Linked DNA regions of Mus musculus: region 1 is linked to region 2. Evidence: chromatin loops called from intact Hi-C (ENCODE). Cell type or tissue: left cerebral cortex. All regions are shown on one strand. Links, peaks and the distances in the headings refer to the core of each region. The heading gives the core; the rest is flanking DNA. Region 1 overlaps Nsun6 (NOL1/NOP2/Sun domain family member 6). Region 2 overlaps Cacnb2 (calcium channel, voltage-dependent, beta 2 subunit).

Region 1 (8,319 bases), core at 1,895-4,394, 300 kb after region 2:
AAACTTTTCTTTGATAAAATGAGAATGAGAATGATTGAAAAAACAACTCATTTGATTTTTTATTAAGATAAGCATTGTTCTTTAAAGTTTAAACAATTAAAATGTAAAAGGACGGATAAAATTCTTACCCAATTACAGTGTGATCAGTCACTCACCTGGGCTTTTGCTTTGCTTTGCACTGCTAAGGGCCAAACGTAGGGCCTCTTGGCAGGTCAGCAATGCACTCACCACTAGCTTCATCCACATCCTACTGCTTTGGTTTTTAATCTATTTACCTTTTTGACCAAAAAGGAGCTCTTTCCAAAAATCATTGAAATATGGGCTCATTTTTTCCAGCTGAAGTCATGGAAATTTTTATATAGTGTAACAAAATATGCCTTTTCACTGTTTTGAGCTTTTTGAACCACAGACAGGAATTTATTCCTCCCACAGAGTTCAGTGACATACTTCAGATCAGGTAACCCATTGAAGATATCTTTGCGGCTCAGTTCAGAAATTCCGTTTCCGAGAAATACTTTAGTTCCATCAAATTCTTTGGCTCCTTTCTTACATTTGCCGTTAATATCAGAATACACGGAAATAACATCTCCAGCTTTCATAACTAGAAAGAGAAGAAAATCAAACTGTTAACCTGTGCTTTAGCAGACAAGTAAAAATCCTTCAAGCTAAAACGGTTATCTGTAGAAATACCAATCTGGACAAGAGAAAAGACAAACTGGCTCCTTATGTCAGCATAATCCTCAGCAGCCGCTAAACGCTGAGCCTTTAAAGAGCCCCTAACATCTACCTGGACACGTACGTACGTTTGTTTGTTTGTTATGTTTTTTTCATTGAAAATACAGACATGGGATATCATTTGAGATGTAAACAAATAGAATGATTTTTAAAAAATCACTTCCTGGGCTTTGATACAGTTACCATCCTATGCTCGCTATAAACTGCCTCATGTGTACACATTTTCTAGAACTGTATAGAAAAATATATTGATAAAATTTATATTATTAAAAAGAAAATACAGAAATGGTACTCAAAACATACTATCTAAATCTTCAACAGGAGGCATCATTTATATGACTTATTTCCGCAAAATCTAATACTAAGTAAAGGTTGCTATATAAATCTTAGTATCATGACTCAATACTCAACATTTAAGTTGCCAACAAAAGGAGTCAATAAAAGTGTATACTAAAAAAGAAACCAGAGTCACGCCAGGCCATAAAGCAATCGTTTTCCAGATCATCATACACAGGATGGGTGAGGTCCAGGAACTGACCAGGTTTGTCATAGAGCCAAGTCAGTGCTTCCTGACTCGAGCCAGTAAGGGTGCACTGCAGCAGTTTAGCACAAGCAATTCACCATTATCAGAGCGAACCCAAGAAGAACGCCAAGTTTAAGCCACTGTCTGGGATTCTGGAGGCCACCCTCATGAATGTCCTGAGAGGAGACAGAATTGAGGTTTTAAGGTAGTGAAATCAGGAGTATTAAATGGAACTTCACCACCTTTTATAAGAAAAATAAAATGTGTCTGTGTGCACATGTATATCCATGCTTGGGCCATGTGCATGAGGGTACCTATGCTGTGTCACTGCACAATTCAGTCTCCTTCACTACCCTTCTATGCTCTGTATTTCTCTGTTCCCTAGAGAAGTCCTATCATCTAAGTTCTTCTGTGGAAAAGCAAACAGTGACAGAAAGGTCTATGTGGATCCTAACTTGAAGCTGCTGGTCACTTTACCTTCACTCAAGAGCAGAGAGCAGTAAGTAATGCTTGCCTTCTCCACCCCTACATTTCCAGGATCCCACGTCCTAAGGGATGCTGCCAATACCAGGCAAGCCTTCCTATTCCAATGGTCATTATCATGACAATTTGCCACAGATAAGCTCAAAGCCATGGGACCTAGACAATTCCCCACTGAGTCCCTTCCCAAGTGACTCTGCACTGTGTCAAGCAAATAGTTAAAACTGTTATTATAACATTTATTTTTATAGGACAAAATCCTCCATGGAAAATTCTCAGGAAGTATCTAACAAAGGCAGATTTAACGTATGTAAATTTCCAACCCATCACGTTCATGAACTGTAGGGTGTCCTCAATCTTATACCTACATTTTGAAGCTGACACAATTCCTGGAACATAGACATGGGCCCCTCTTAACACTGCATTGCCACACTGTGCGCCAACAATCACTTCACCCTGTTGTCTTTCTATATTCTTCCTAGGAATGTTAAAAAAAAAAAAGAAAAAATTACAGAATAAATATCTTTCCAGTACCATAAGCTTGCTTGCTTGCTTTTTTTGTTTTGTTTTTTGAAACAGGGTTTCTCTGTATAGCCCTGGCTGTCCTGGAATTCACTCATTAGACCAGGCTGGCCTCAAACTCAGAAATCCGCCTGCCTCTGCCTCCCAAGTGCTGTGATTAAAGGCATGTGCCACTGCCCAGCACCATAAGCTTTCTAAAAGATTCATTAGACATATTAGTGGATGGATATGGGCAATACACACAGTATAAATATATAAAACTTTAAATTAAAAATATTATTTAAAGAGACTTTATATGCATAGCCTGTTAAGTCTTGATTTTCCTAAATAAACCACAGAGAAAAAGCTTTGAAACAGATATAAATAGAATGGCAGTTTACACAGCAAGAAAGAAAAGGTAAAAAGAATAGACACTGAAGAAAGAAAAAAATAAATACAGGAAAGATGTCTCATCTGGTAAAGGCAGCTGCTGCCTGAATTCGATCCACATGGGTCCATGAGAAAGGAGAAAGTTGTCCTCTGACACCCACTCGAGTGTACACACACACACACACACACACACACACACACACAGAGAGAGAGAGAGAGAGAGAGAGAGAGAGAGAATAAAAAACTGAAAAAGAGGGCCCTCTGGTGGAAGGAAGGAGTGCGGCATGAAAAGCTGCGTGGTCATTTAACAGGCAGTACTGTCTTCCTAACAGCATTAAGAGAGAGGAGACAAACAGAGTGGGAAGACAGACAACGTATGTTAGAAACTATTGGCAATGGGCCTCTCTTAAAACAGAGTTCAAGTCCAGGGCTAGCAGAAATCTCTGAACAGTAGATCATCATGAGAGTTAACTCTGCAGATCTGTTTACACAACTCTCAAATAGTCACTGCATCACTTTGACAACAATGATAGAACTGTCTTGTTTTTCATAAAGTAAAAAGAAAAAAAGCCTACTGAAATTCTGCTCATCATCCTCGGACAGGATCCTCAGCAACAAAATGAACCTGAGTGTGCTGAGGCATGCCTACAACCCCAGTGCAGAGAGGCTGAGGCCAGAGGACTGAGCCTTGGAAGCCAGGCTGTGCTGGACAGCTTGTCTATCATGCATACCTCATACTGTACGTGAGGAGAAAAGCAGAGACAGAGACACAGAGAGAGAGAGACAGACAGACAGACAGACAGAGACAGAGAGACAGAGAGAGAAACTAAATGAAAGTAAGATTATTAGTTCAGAATGAGAGACAGCCAAAAGCTGAACCTAATCAACAGCAATTTTGCATCCATATAAAAAATGTAAACCAAATGGCCTGTGACCATCACCTACGGCAGTCACTGATTCAGAACTGAGCAGAATCAACCTGGGTTGTCTGGTAGAGTAGAATACAAGAATGTTTTCCAAGCTAGTATACATCATTCATATATATATACACACACACGCGCGTGCGCCCATGTGTGTGTGTGTGTGTGTGTGTGTGTGTGCAGTTAGTATTTCCATTGTTTTATTACTATCAAAGTATTTCAAAGCTTTAGCAACATGAGCATTTTCATATTTACCATAACACGTTTAAATACTTTATAGCATAAATAAGGTCCTTCATGTGCTACTTGGGAAAGGCATTCTTATAATATGGAAGCCTTTTTCAACTTTCAAAAATACATCTTCCATCTTCCAAATATGTAAATGAGGAGAATCACATCTCACATATATATTATGTCAACCAGTAAATAGACATAATTGTTCAGTATAAAATTTTATGAACCCAATTATAAAACACAATACTTATTTAATGTAACTCGAAAATCGTTTTAATCCTGGAATCTCATAAGAACTATAGATAAACAGGAGCTGGGAAGATGGCTCAGCAGTTAAGAGCACTTGCTGCTCTTGTAGAGGACCCAGGTTCAGTTCCCAGCTCACGACCATCTATAACTCCAGGTGATCTGATGGCCTCTTCTAGCCTTTGCAGGTACATGTACACAGTATATATTCATATAAGCTGACATATATACATAGTATATATTCATATAAGCTGACAATTACTGTGCACATAAAATAAAAGTAAATCTTTTTATAAAAGAAACATAAGTAAACAAAACGAAGCGTCTAAAAAGTAAGAATGAAGTCCATCACTACACTACACAGATGGAAGATGCACTACTATCAAGGTCATCAGATAGAGTCCTGGTCCTGTCACACAAGATGTGATGGAGCATGAAGTATGTGATTACAAATCTGTGACTTTTGGGTTTAGAGAGTCTCTAAAAATGCAGACAATACAGTCAACAAGCAAACATCTTGGGACGAGTTTTAATTTAGGAGAAAAAAAGAGAAAAGGAAACAGCCACAAACCTTGGTCCAGTCATGGGGATGAGCAAGACATCCGGGAGGGCTGGATGCTGAACAACAGGAATGCTGGATTCACCAAACTGCTGTTAAGAACAAACACACACAGTGTCAGAGCACCCAGTGCAGGTGGTACACCTCACAGGCTTCTCTGTGTCACCATGCACACAGTGTCAGAGCACCCAGTGCAGGTGGTACACCTCACAGGCTTCTCTGTGTCACCGTGCACACAGTGTCAGAGCACCCAGTGCAGGTGGTACACCTCACAGGCTTCTCTGTGTCACCGTGCCCACAATGAGACAGCACCCAGTGCAACAGGTAAACCTCACAGGGCTCACTGTGTCACCACCTCCTACTGTGGGCAACTTGATTTAGGGCTATTCCAACATACTTCATGGAATGCTGTAACATTAAACACATTTTTAACTATTTCTTCTCTGAGTCAGTATCATCCTGATGTTAGTGGGAAGAAGTGCTAGGGGCTGGACATACTAGCAAGTGCTGAATTTTGAGTTAGAATCTCCCTATGTTGCCCACACTTGCCTCAAGCTTTCAATTCTCCTGTCTCACATTCTGCAGGGGCTGAAGTTACAGGCACAGGTTACCACACCCAGCTCGGACTTCTTTACAGGATTTAATTCTGTGTACTGTTCAATTGTAAAAACACAAACCATGTTTAAGTGACTTACTCTGATAGTTACATGCAGGCACCATTTTCTAAGCTGGGTACAGTGGTGTGCATCTGTAATCTTAGCACTCAAGACAAGGAAAGATGACCCTGAGTAAAGGGAACTGAGCTATCTAGTAAGAGATGCCGGATCAATCCTAACTCATACGCACAGAGAGTCATTTAGAAAGTTTCAGAATAGGATGTTAAAGATATTAGTCTGTATTGTGAAATTACTAAATATGACACATACCACCAACATTGCACACCATGTTGATTTTACTGATATCAAAAATACTTTTATTAGAAGGTCAGAATTTTCAAAATCTATTATACTTAGCTGGTTAGACTAGAAATACATGCAGGGCCAAAGAGCTACTGGCACACCTCACCTGACTCACTGTGGGCATCTCTAATCCTACAGATACACTACAAGTTTGAGATCAACTTTCGTACCAGTGTTCATATAATGTAAAATTACCAATCAACATACACCAGGGTTATTTTTCCTTGAAAATGTGTTGCTGAATATGAACAGGCCTATTCTAATGCAGGCTGAATTAGACTAGGCACCCTCCAATCATCATGATAAAGCGTAGATGGTAGGTAAGAGAACAGGCACCAAGTATAGTTTCTGGGAGAAAATATGCAAATATCTGAGAAGTTGATGCCTGAAGGCTCTGCTTTACCCACTTACTAATTCTCCCACAGTACCTGAACGAGTAATAATAAAACTCATTGTGTCACTTGGAAGAATCCACACCAATTAGAAGTGTGTAAAAGTGAGAAAAAAACTCCTTATTTTAGTTCACCAAGCCAACAGCTCTCCTATTCCTCCCAAAGGACATTTCAGACTATGACCACACTCAGCAGATCTCTCCTACTCCTTCCAGAGGATACCTCAGACTATGACCACACTCAGCAGATGACTGACGGGCAAGCTGAATGGCAAACCCTTTCTCCCTGGAGTCAAACCCTTCCCTATCCTTCTCTGCTTCATCATTTGATAAGCATATAGTGAAACTATTGTAACGAGATGTTCCCAAGTAGGAGATGAATCTTATCACACATTTCTGCTTTACAGTACAAAAATTATTTTACATAGAGACAAATCTGTCATGTCAACATTTTTCTCTTCCTTTTCCATCAGAAAAAGTAAACCTGATATGAAAAGACAACCATGCAAGTGACTGCCCCACATAGCAATACAAATGAACTGTTTTTGCCAGGCCAAGTACATTGCCTGATGTCATTCCTCTACCCTTTATTTTTAAAGCAATAACAAAGTAAACATAGGTCACCAGGCTTGGCAGCAAGCACCCTTACCCACCATACCACTCCACCCATGCACCCTTGCCTTTTTTAAAACCTCCTTTCAAAGGTACAATTTACATCATAAACTGCATTCCACACACAGGTTAGATAAAGAACTGTACAATCATCACCCCAATCCAGCTTCAGGTTACTACCATCCTCCCAGAAAACTCCTCCATGAGCATTCGCCAGCATCCCACATTACCGTCCTAGGCAGCTATTCATCTTTCTGTATTAATTTACATTTCCTAATCATTTTCTGTAATAGATGATGTGATAGCTCTTGTCTTACCTCAAGCCTTAAGGTTAATCCCTATCCTTGTTTATGTTACTAACCACTTACATTGCTGACCAGCTACTCACATTGCTTACACTGTGATACTGCTCTGTCACTAGTGGGATCATATCCCCTGTTCACTACTAAACATAATGCTGCTATGTAAACACATGGCCAGAAGTCTGTGGACACAAGTTTGACCTTTTCAGATAGGGTGCTTGGAGGGCAATCACTGGAGTACACTGTACACTTCTATATAACTCTTTAGGAGAAGGCTAGATATCTCCAGAGGTCTCACTACCTTATCTTACCAACTCTAATGTAGAAAGGTTCTTGCTTCTTCCTTCTCACTAGCTAAGGGACGTTAAAATTCTTAAATCCCAGGAAGTGGACCAGAGAAATGGGAGCATAGAACACCAACCGTTTCCCTCTGAGTTTGGGGTAGAAGGAGAAGGAAGTGTCCAGTCCCGCCTTCCTGATGCCCTCTCCCTCTAGAGCTAGGCTCTGGTCTATTAGTTTCCCATCCAGACACAACCACATGGGCTTTGCTGCTCAGATTTATTTATGTTGATTTATTCTATTAGTTTGTGTGTGTACGTGGAGGTGTGTGTGTGGCTCCGTGTGTATGTGGAGGTCAAAGCACAATTCTACTGAGTTGGCTTTCCCAGCAGCCACCTTTCTGTGGGTTCTGGATCCCACGCAGGTTACCAGGCTTATAGAACAAGTGCCCTGACCCACTGAGCTATCTCAATAGCCCATCGTCTCGATTCAACTGTAAGGAAAAGGACCGAAAGTCTAGAGTGACTCTCTCCTATTCTAAACCTTAGCTCCTTAAATGCTGTTTCTATCAGACTAAGATACCAGAGTAGAATAGTTGTTAGAAATAAAAGCAATCTCGATTTGTCCCATACCTTTCAATACTCTGGAAACAGTTGCTTTCCTAGTGTGGCTGTGCATATATAATTTTTGGTTGCTTAAAGGAGCTGATTATATTTTATATCTCTTATTACTCTCAACAACAGAATCACTATCAACACGGAAACATCTTTATGTTTTGTTTAATTATTATACTAACTCTTAGTATCACACATCACATGTTATACCTGCGCTTTGGGAAGCTGTATTTATAGTGCTGAGACTTAAAACCAGAGCCTTGTACATGGTAGGCAAGGTCTTAAAATTGAGGTGAATCCTCAGTCTTACCTGGTTCTTCTGATACTATCTTCACCGGGCACAACCTAATTACAGAACTATCCTCAAAGAGAGCAGGGCACGGCAGATACTCCATGAAGATGACGAGATTAAAGAGAAAGGAAGGGGCCTGGGGCTCTGCCGTCAGGAAAGCATCAGGACCTCAGCTTAACCCCAAACCTATGCTGGGTTGAAAAACAAAGCCAAGAGTGGGAGCAAACCCCAACCCGGGAAGCTGGTGAGCTCCCCGCCAGAGAGAGGCTTTGTCTCAAAAAT
Region 2 (8,319 bases), core at 3,609-6,108:
TACAGAGAAACCATGTCTCGAAAAAACAAAACAAAACAAAACAAAACAAAACAAAACAAAACAAAACAAAAACCAAAATTATGTATGACATGTAAAATGATGTATAAAATCATAGAAGCTGGTGCTGGCAAGATACCTTAAGAGGTCAAGTTGATTACTATCATGCTGGATGACCTAAGTTCCATGCCCAGGATCCACATGTTGGAAGGTCAGATGTGAGTCCTATAAGATGTCCTCTGACTACTGCACATGGTCTGTGGCATATGCACAAAATAAGTAAATGTAACAAGTGCATGGACATGTATACATGTTATACTGGCAGATCTTTTGAAACATGTGTATCTTATATAATAATTGAATTAGGTTAAATTTATCTATCTCCTTGAATATTTTTCATTTGTTTTGGGTAAAAATATCCAAAGTGCTACATTTTAAAAATATGCTATAATAGTTATCTGTAATCACCATGTTGTGCAATAGCCTGCTGGAGTCTCTGTGTGTGCATATGTGTGGCATATGCATGCTTAAACAGATGTGTGTATGGATGTTCTTACCAGTGTATGCTCATAAAAGCTAACACATGCATGTGTATGCTGAGACCAAAGGTCAACAATAGATATATTTCTCCATCTTTTCCATTATATTTGGGCGAAACAGGGGGTCTCACTTAACTGAGTGCTCATGAGTTTGGCTAGACAACAAGCCTCTAGGATCCCCTCCTCCCCCTTTGCTTCTGCTGATCATACACTATGGTGAGAGTGGGCATCACCATGGCAACACATGATGTGAGAGGTAAGAATCCAAACTCAGGTGTTCATGCCATCTCCCAGTCTTCCATGACAGGACTTCTTGCTCCTCTGAATAGCTAACACCATGGTGTGCAATCTCCCCTTTTGCTCCCTCTCTCTTACCTGCTGGGAGATCACCTTTTACAGCTGGCTTAATTTCTCTAGTGTCATTCATCTGAGCAAATACACCATCTCAATTGCTGTGTGCTTTCTCTCTTGACACTAGGCCTAACACACAACATGAAGAACAAACTTCCATTGACGTCATAGATCTTCATAATGACTTCAATCACTCTTTCTTTGTTATCATGTTACAATACTTTAATGTAAAGATACCATATATTATTACAAAATACCTCACTGAACCATTCATTAGCTTTGTGGTGAGTTCCATAAATCACAATTTATTTGATTAACTTCATTTGATTTGATTACTTAGTAGCTGCACACTAATTGCCAGTATGTAAGCTCAGCAGTTTCAGATTTCTTACTGGAGAATCTGTTTCTGTTTTGGGAGAAGAGTTCAGTATTTTTAGATCAAATCATCTAACGATGATTATTTTTCCTACTTGCTAATAAAAATAGGCAGTTATTTTCACATTTACCAGATCGAGTCATTCTCCTGCTCTGCTGGATAAAATCTGACTGAACTCTGTTGTGGAACTGGGTACCTCTCCCTGTTTCACCTTTCTGCCCCATAAGTTCCTACCTTTCTATACACTCCTTGGATACTATGAATTAATTATTCACTCTAACACTAACACCCAGAGGTATTTGTAAAATACGGGTTTCATTTTTTTAACTGGGGTAAAAATAGGAGTAGCTTAGATAATGTGGGAGCATGTTTCTCTTTATAATGCCATACCATGACAAGCCACTTCCAACAGATACAGCAGCTCCCAGTGAGAGACTGGAAACCTACTGCTGTGTCCCTGGAATGTGGGGAAGGCTTTCCTGTGTTGCTATAGCACTACATCTACCTTAGAGCAGCATGGGAGAGAAGAGTACAAGGTGAAGGCAAGGTCCAGTCCCTCTAAGGACATCCGTGGTATTGATACTTGACATTTTTGCTTCTTTCTCATTGGCCAGAAGCTAGTCACATGTACCGCCCCAGCCCCCAACCCCCAACCCCCAGTTGCTAGGCAAGCTGGACTATTTGCCTTAGTACAGGTTCTCTATGTTTATTCTGGTTACTATGGATGAAATGATACATAAATAAATAACAAAGACTCAAGTGTGAATTTATGTCTTCTTGTCATTTTCTGTGCTCAATGCTCAGACTGTACACAAAAGGGTAGTCTGAATTTCTGGGAAGATGAAGTTTAGTTTGAAGACTTTGGACCAGGTGTGGTGATGTATACCTGTAACTCTAGCACTTGGGAGGTAGAGACTGAAGGATTAGGGGTGCAATGGCATCCTTGTCTGTGTAGTGCATGATAAATCTGAAGATATCCTGTGTGGTGTGAAACCCTTTTTCAAAAAAGCCCAGGAGCTGGAAAGGTACATAAACGTGCACACACACAGAACAATCCAAGACAGGAAATAGAAATACAAATCTCGAAGCATTAGGTGTATCTGTGTTGTCTTATAAGTATGTAGACCACTCACATTTTTCCTTGTATATTTTACATAAGCAGATGTAGCGTGTATCTAGTCTGCATGTACATTTTTGTGCTGCATTTACTGCCTAGTTACCCAGAATTCTTCCTCTACTTATTGCCCATTGGCTGCAGCACTGCCTGTCTTGTAAAAGGAGCCCGCATATCCCTGCCTTTACAGAGCCTTGAGTGTACCTGGGAGGGATAGATAGGGACTGTTTGCTGGGCGGTCCCATTTCTCCTTGTCACTTTGTTCTCTTCCCTCTGCTATGATGTAAGATCTAGAGCCTGTTTTCAGTATGGTGGCACCTGCCTTATGTCAACCCTTATAGAAAGATGGTGGCATGGACTCCCTATAGAAAGGAGAAAAAAAAAAAGGGGAGTAACAGATGAAATGTACTTATTATTTCCTATTCACAGCAAGTTAACCCAGAACCAAGAAGATAGAAGGTACCCAGCAAATGTTTGCAGAACCCACTTAGAGCGCTCGGCATTCTTTCTTGGGTTCTTGAATGGCAGTGTGGGTGTAATCTCTAATGAACTGGGGAATCTCTCACATATTGTGTTTAAAAATACTATACTTAATAAAAAGTGAAGTGAATTCTGAACTCAAGGAGAGATGACTTTCTACCAATGTTCTCATCTTACTCTAACTTTGACTTTTTAAATTTTTTTGACATTTTTATTCTTTGTTTTTATGAAATGTGAGACAGGGGGACTTTTTAAAAGCCCTTGATCCTTCCCACCTCCCTAACCAACACTCTCTCTCTCTCTCTCTCTCTCTCTCTCTCTCTCTCTCTCTCTCTGTCTCTCTCTCTCTCTTATAGTTGGGGGAAGGGAAAGAAAATGATCAAATTATACAAAAATTTTATTTAAAAACCTAGACTTTGTGTTTATTAGATTACTATATTTCTTATTAAAGTTTCTGCAAAATAATCAAATTGAAATCCTGTGTACTAGGAGTGTATCCTGTATAGTCCAAAAAATGTCAACCTTCTTTAGAAGACACAATTCAAAAGTTAATTCCCGGTTTAATTTAGAAATGTGTCTGACTTAATCAAAGCTCTACATCAGTGGTTCTCAACCTGTGACCCCTTTGGGGGGGGGGTGATGTCAAACTACCCTTTCACAGAGGTTGCATATCAGATATCCAGCATAACAGATATTTATACTATGATTCATAACAGTAGCAAAATTACAATTATGAAGTAACAACTAAATAATTTTAGGGTTCAGAGTTACCACAACATGAGAAGAGCTGTTTTAAAGGGTGGCAGGGTTGAGAACCACCTTTTTATATAGTCATATTTTTCCCTTTGATACTTTAAAACCTGTAGTATGCAATAACGCCGTAGAATTTGAGGACTGTGTTAAATCCAGGCTATTAATTATACTACTGCTATATTACCAAGCACTAAGGGTCTCAGTTCCTCTGCCAGTCATATAAGAAGTCTGAATTAAAGCAGAGACACCTTCCAGTTCTCAGTCATGCCTAAGATGAATAACAGCAACACAGGGGCCAGTTAACCAGGCTCTAAAGAAAACATGAACAAAAGATTGGGAGTTAGTCTAATTTTCCACAGGCCTAAGGAGCATGACAATGGTTGTTGATCTTAGACTATGTTGGGAAGTTAATTAATGTACCTTTTAAAGTAATATGGAGTGACTTGGGTGTGGGAGCAAACTTGGGTCAATATGTGTGGTGTACTAAAAGGTTATATATGAATCATTGCTTATTAGAATGGTTGATATCATCCAAATTAATAGCTAAATCCCCAATGCCTAAATGATTCATCTTTCATGGTGTGGCATGTACAAGGCCTCAGATGAAGAGAGTAAAGATCTGCTCTCTGCCAGAAAGCTGTGTCCTTGGGGGAAAGGGATAAAGAATAGTTTACATGGAGTATTGACCTATAAGCACTCAGACTTACGGAGCATTCGGCTTAGTGTGTTAAAATCATAGATGATATATTATTTAACCAATTAATTAGGTCTGACTCTGATCACATTTGCCTGCCAGATCTGTGCTTATTTAACATGCTTCAATGTAGAAAATGAGTCTTTGGCAAGCAGAAAGAAAAACTGTGGAGCCGCAGTGGCTGAGTGAGTCAGGTCCTAAGGCTACTCCAACAATCTTCCTTAAAATTCCTGTGAAATACATACTGCAGGACAATGCATCTCACAGTGTAGAGGGTGGCTCTGGAGTCCTAAGAACCCACAGTGAATTAAAGTCTAGACTCACTCATTTGTCAGTGGAAGGGGAGGAGGGAGAAAGAGCAAATCAGATATGCCCACAATGTTACCGAGGTACCAGTGAATCAAGGATGCTCTCGCCAGGCTGTGCGTAGTGAGGAGGGCGATGTAACAGCCAAACAGCGGCAGGAGCGTTGTTCTCAGAAACAGTCACATAAACAGCAGCCAGAGTAGGCCGCCTCCTTCTGAAGCGGCAGACTGCAGCCTGATGAAATGCAAGGCTCTGAGGTTTGAAAAATCTCTGGGGTTGAGCATGGCTACTGTAAAAGCCTCGCTCAGAAACCCTGATGATTTGAACAGGCAAAACTCCGTGTTAGCAATAGCTTCTTCAGGAAGAGAAATGCTACCTTTTCTAGATTTCTGCTAGTAGGCAGCCCCCTGAAAGAAGATCTCAAATTACCTGTAAGAAAAAATTTAAAAGGCAGTCAGAGAGAACAAAGTTTTGGCATGCCTGCAAAAACAGCAATGTGTAAAACCTACCTAGAAACAGCAGCTAAGTGTTGATTTGCCCATGACTCTTACCTGGGAGTGGAAGGTGGGAAGAAATGGACAGTGGCCGTGACGAGAAGCCGAGGCACGGTGCCGCTTGGTGAAGCCACGCTCTGACTGCGTTCTGCCACCTCTTCATGCAGTGCTGCGGGCTGGTACATCGCCGGCGAGTACGGGTGTCCTATGTAAGTTTCTATTGCTGTACAGTTGTAGCTGGGAGCTGAAAATGTAACTTGTGTCCGTCTGGTTCGTGCTGCTGCTTTTGGGTGCTTTAATCCCCGTGCTGAACCAAACAGAAAATCAATCATTTGTGCCATGAGTTGTCAAGGCACCTGAGGGCTACAATACTCTGAGGTCTTTCTGGAGATGTTTCTGTGTGTTTATCTTTTGTTCTTGGTTACTTTAATAAGGTTGGAAATAACTTGTAGAGGAACTGGTTTGATGTGTGTATGTGTGTGTGCGGGGGGGGGGGGGGGAAGGGGGGGTAATCTATTGTCTCAGATATCAGTATCAGTTCAAACCAGTTGATACACTCTTTTGCTTGGAGTTTTCATATTTGAATCCTGGCATGAGAAAGGAAATTATTTTCTAGAAATGAATTGCTATGGAGTTTGTCAAATTACAGACAGCCACAGTAGCTAATGTGAAATCCTGTTTTGAAGAGCTTCAGAAAAAATAATAGTAGATGATAATCATTTGATGGATGACACAGCTGTTGCAATACCGCCAGCCTTTTCAACGGCTTTATCATCCCCTGTTTCTCTGAAACAGCCCTTATTTTATGGACCTGCTGTGTTTTTTTTTTTTTTTTGCAAAATGGCTGTCTGAGTATTAAATTCTAAAAGGCAGGCTCTTACAAATACTGAAGTAGCACTGTTGGAGAAGGTTGGATGTTAATTGAAATACACTGCACTGCTATGCAAGCAGAAAGGCTTGGAGGAAGCCCTGGCTTTATTTTCATACGCCGCCGCCGTCTGTGTGCAGTCGCTTTATTTTCAGGGAAGGCTGTGAAAGAGAGCAGGCGATTTATGCAGGCTGGCCAGACCGCAGTGCTGAATGGCTTCACACTGCCTTGAGATTCCTGGATGCAAAACAAATGGAAAATTGACAATGAACACTAATCAATTCTTAAGGGTGTCACTAAGGAAATCTGTGACCTTGGGAATTTGGCCAGTAGATGAGATTCATCTGAGACCTCAGGACAAACAAGGTCAAAATCTGCTACATTCTCAAGCATAAAGTTGAAGATCGGGGCTAGGAGGGACAACAGGATCATTGCATTCCTATAAGATTTGGAAAGATCTCCCATTATTAAATAAATAGATAAGAGATCTAAAAGCTCCCTTAATTGAACCGGCTTTAAAATTGTTATGTACTCTGTGTTGTTTGTGTTTTGAATGCAACAGCTGACAGACAGGTCAGGAGTAAATGTAGTTGTGAGGTAGCCAGACAAGATTTTTTTAAGGATGACATCTGCAGAGATGGATGGTTTTTCCCATAGGAAAATTCATTGATTTTTAAATAAGATTTGGAAACAGGTGCCACAAACTTTTTTAGTGTGTAAAACTGCCTAAAAATGAAAATCTTAAAATAATGTCGTTAAAAATGCCTGTTTTCATGATTAATGAGGACTCTGACTTGTGTGGCTTTCTGTCTTTCTGTTTGTCTTCTCTATTGGGAATTAGAAGAAATCTATTCCATTTGCCTAGTTTGTCAGGGGTTTCTGAAATATACTCTCAAGACTATGATTTATATTTGGCTTGTTTCTGCCCCTTGTAAATACGCATGAAAATACATAAAAAGAACAGACACTACAATCTGTTTTTGTTATTTTGGTTTCATTTGTTTGTTTGTTTGTTTGGAGTCATGAATAAAAAGTACGACACTTGTTTCTTTATAATTATCAAACTTTTTACCCTGTACTTTGAGTAAGGACCCATAACAATATATAGCATATGTATGTTTTAAAGACATTGGAAACCCATATACCTTGGTCTAGTGTATGATTTTTTTTTTTAGAATATTTTGTGGCTATCATGCCAGTATTAAATTCAAGCATATATATATATATATATATATATATATATATATATGCATATGAGTTAGATATCTATTATATATAATTATATATATTTGTGTGTAAAACACTGTAAATTAAAAGCATGTAAATAAAATGTCATATGTGTGCAGTTACCCATTGCATGACTGCATTTCACCCAGTGACAGATTGCATGTATCATAGAGGTCTAGGCACATTAGGATGCATGGTGGTTTACACATCTTAGTTTGTACTGGTATACCCTATGGCATTTGTACAGCTACAGGATTGATTGGGGATGTGTCCTCAGATAGGATATCCATTGTTAAGTTGGGTGTGTGTGTGTGTGAGTGTATGGGTGTGTCTTTCTTCAATCTTCTGGGAGTTTTTTTTTTTTTTTTCCTCTTTTTTAACCATTTTCTTTTTAGGATGACAGCTTTGTTAAAGGTTCCTCCCACTCTAACCTTGTCTTTTAGAAAGAACAGTAACATTATGTGGGCAGCAAAGAAAGTTTTATACACGTGCCACCATCCTTCATTTCTAGCATTTTACCTTTCATAGCCGCTAATTTTATTTAGCTCTCTTTCCTCTCCTGTTCAACATTGGCTTGATATACCCAGAACCTGTGCTGTGCACAATGAGTGCCGTCTATGGGATAGAAGCCCTGTTTTTCTCTAGAAGACTCAGTACATAAGTCTCTAATTTGACATTATCATTTATTTTGGGAGCTTAGTCCTCATTATTTTGTTTCTACGTAAAAGTAATTTTTTTGATCTGACTTATACCTTACAGGCAATTCCCATATTTATCTAAATTGCCTTGCTGATTTATTAAATGATATGAAAAGCTGTCAATGGAATAACTTATTAATTCAAACATAGAGAGCTCTAATGTGAACTTGGAAAACATTGACATTTACATCCTTTGGAAGAAGGGCTCAATTGCCATTCTAAGTGTTTAGTTGGGGTTCGGATGGCTTTCCAGGATCATAAGTTCCATATTTGTGAATTTCACAGCAGGATCAAAAGTCTTTGAAAGAGGTTATGTGTGTGTTGAACATACACAGTTCTCTCGTTACTCTTTTACAGTCCAGCATAATAACTACCAACATTGTATTGTATTGCTACATGTTGATCATCTAGATGTGATTTAA

The links. A loop is a pair of places that touch in the nucleus more often than their neighbours do. Peaks named below come from ENCODE experiments on the same cell type or tissue, not always from the same donor. Only the 100,000 strongest peaks of a DNase experiment are listed, where the experiment ranks them.
Region 1: a loop joins it to region 2, with 2.8 times the contacts of the local background. A loop is called at or near these places in 2 of 42 quality-filtered maps.

Annotation. Positions count from the first base shown.
Region 1 is chr2:15,037,627-15,045,945 of GRCm38, forward strand. It overlaps Nsun6 (NOL1/NOP2/Sun domain family member 6), which reads right to left. Exons shown (of 11, transcript NM_028950.5): 3 at 4,601-4,680; 4 at 2,107-2,216; 5 at 448-601. Among named protein-coding and RNA genes, the nearest start is that of Nsun6, 7.5 kb to the right of the region's middle. In left cerebral cortex, for the core only: a CTCF peak has its summit at 2,929 (motif pointing left); a DNase peak (open chromatin) is centred at 2,900.
Region 2 is chr2:14,734,451-14,742,769 of GRCm38, forward strand. The region is part of intron 2 of Cacnb2 (calcium channel, voltage-dependent, beta 2 subunit); the gene reads left to right. It overlaps Gm13269 (a long non-coding RNA gene), which reads right to left. Exons shown (of 4, transcript XR_374014.3): 3 at 5,162-6,209; 4 at 4,282-5,039. Among named protein-coding and RNA genes, the nearest start is that of Gm13269, 28 kb to the right of the region's middle. In left cerebral cortex, for the core only: no CTCF peak of the experiment used is centred there; DNase peaks (open chromatin) are centred at 4,737 and 5,231; H3K4me3 peaks cover 1,899 bases; H3K27ac peaks cover 1,974 bases.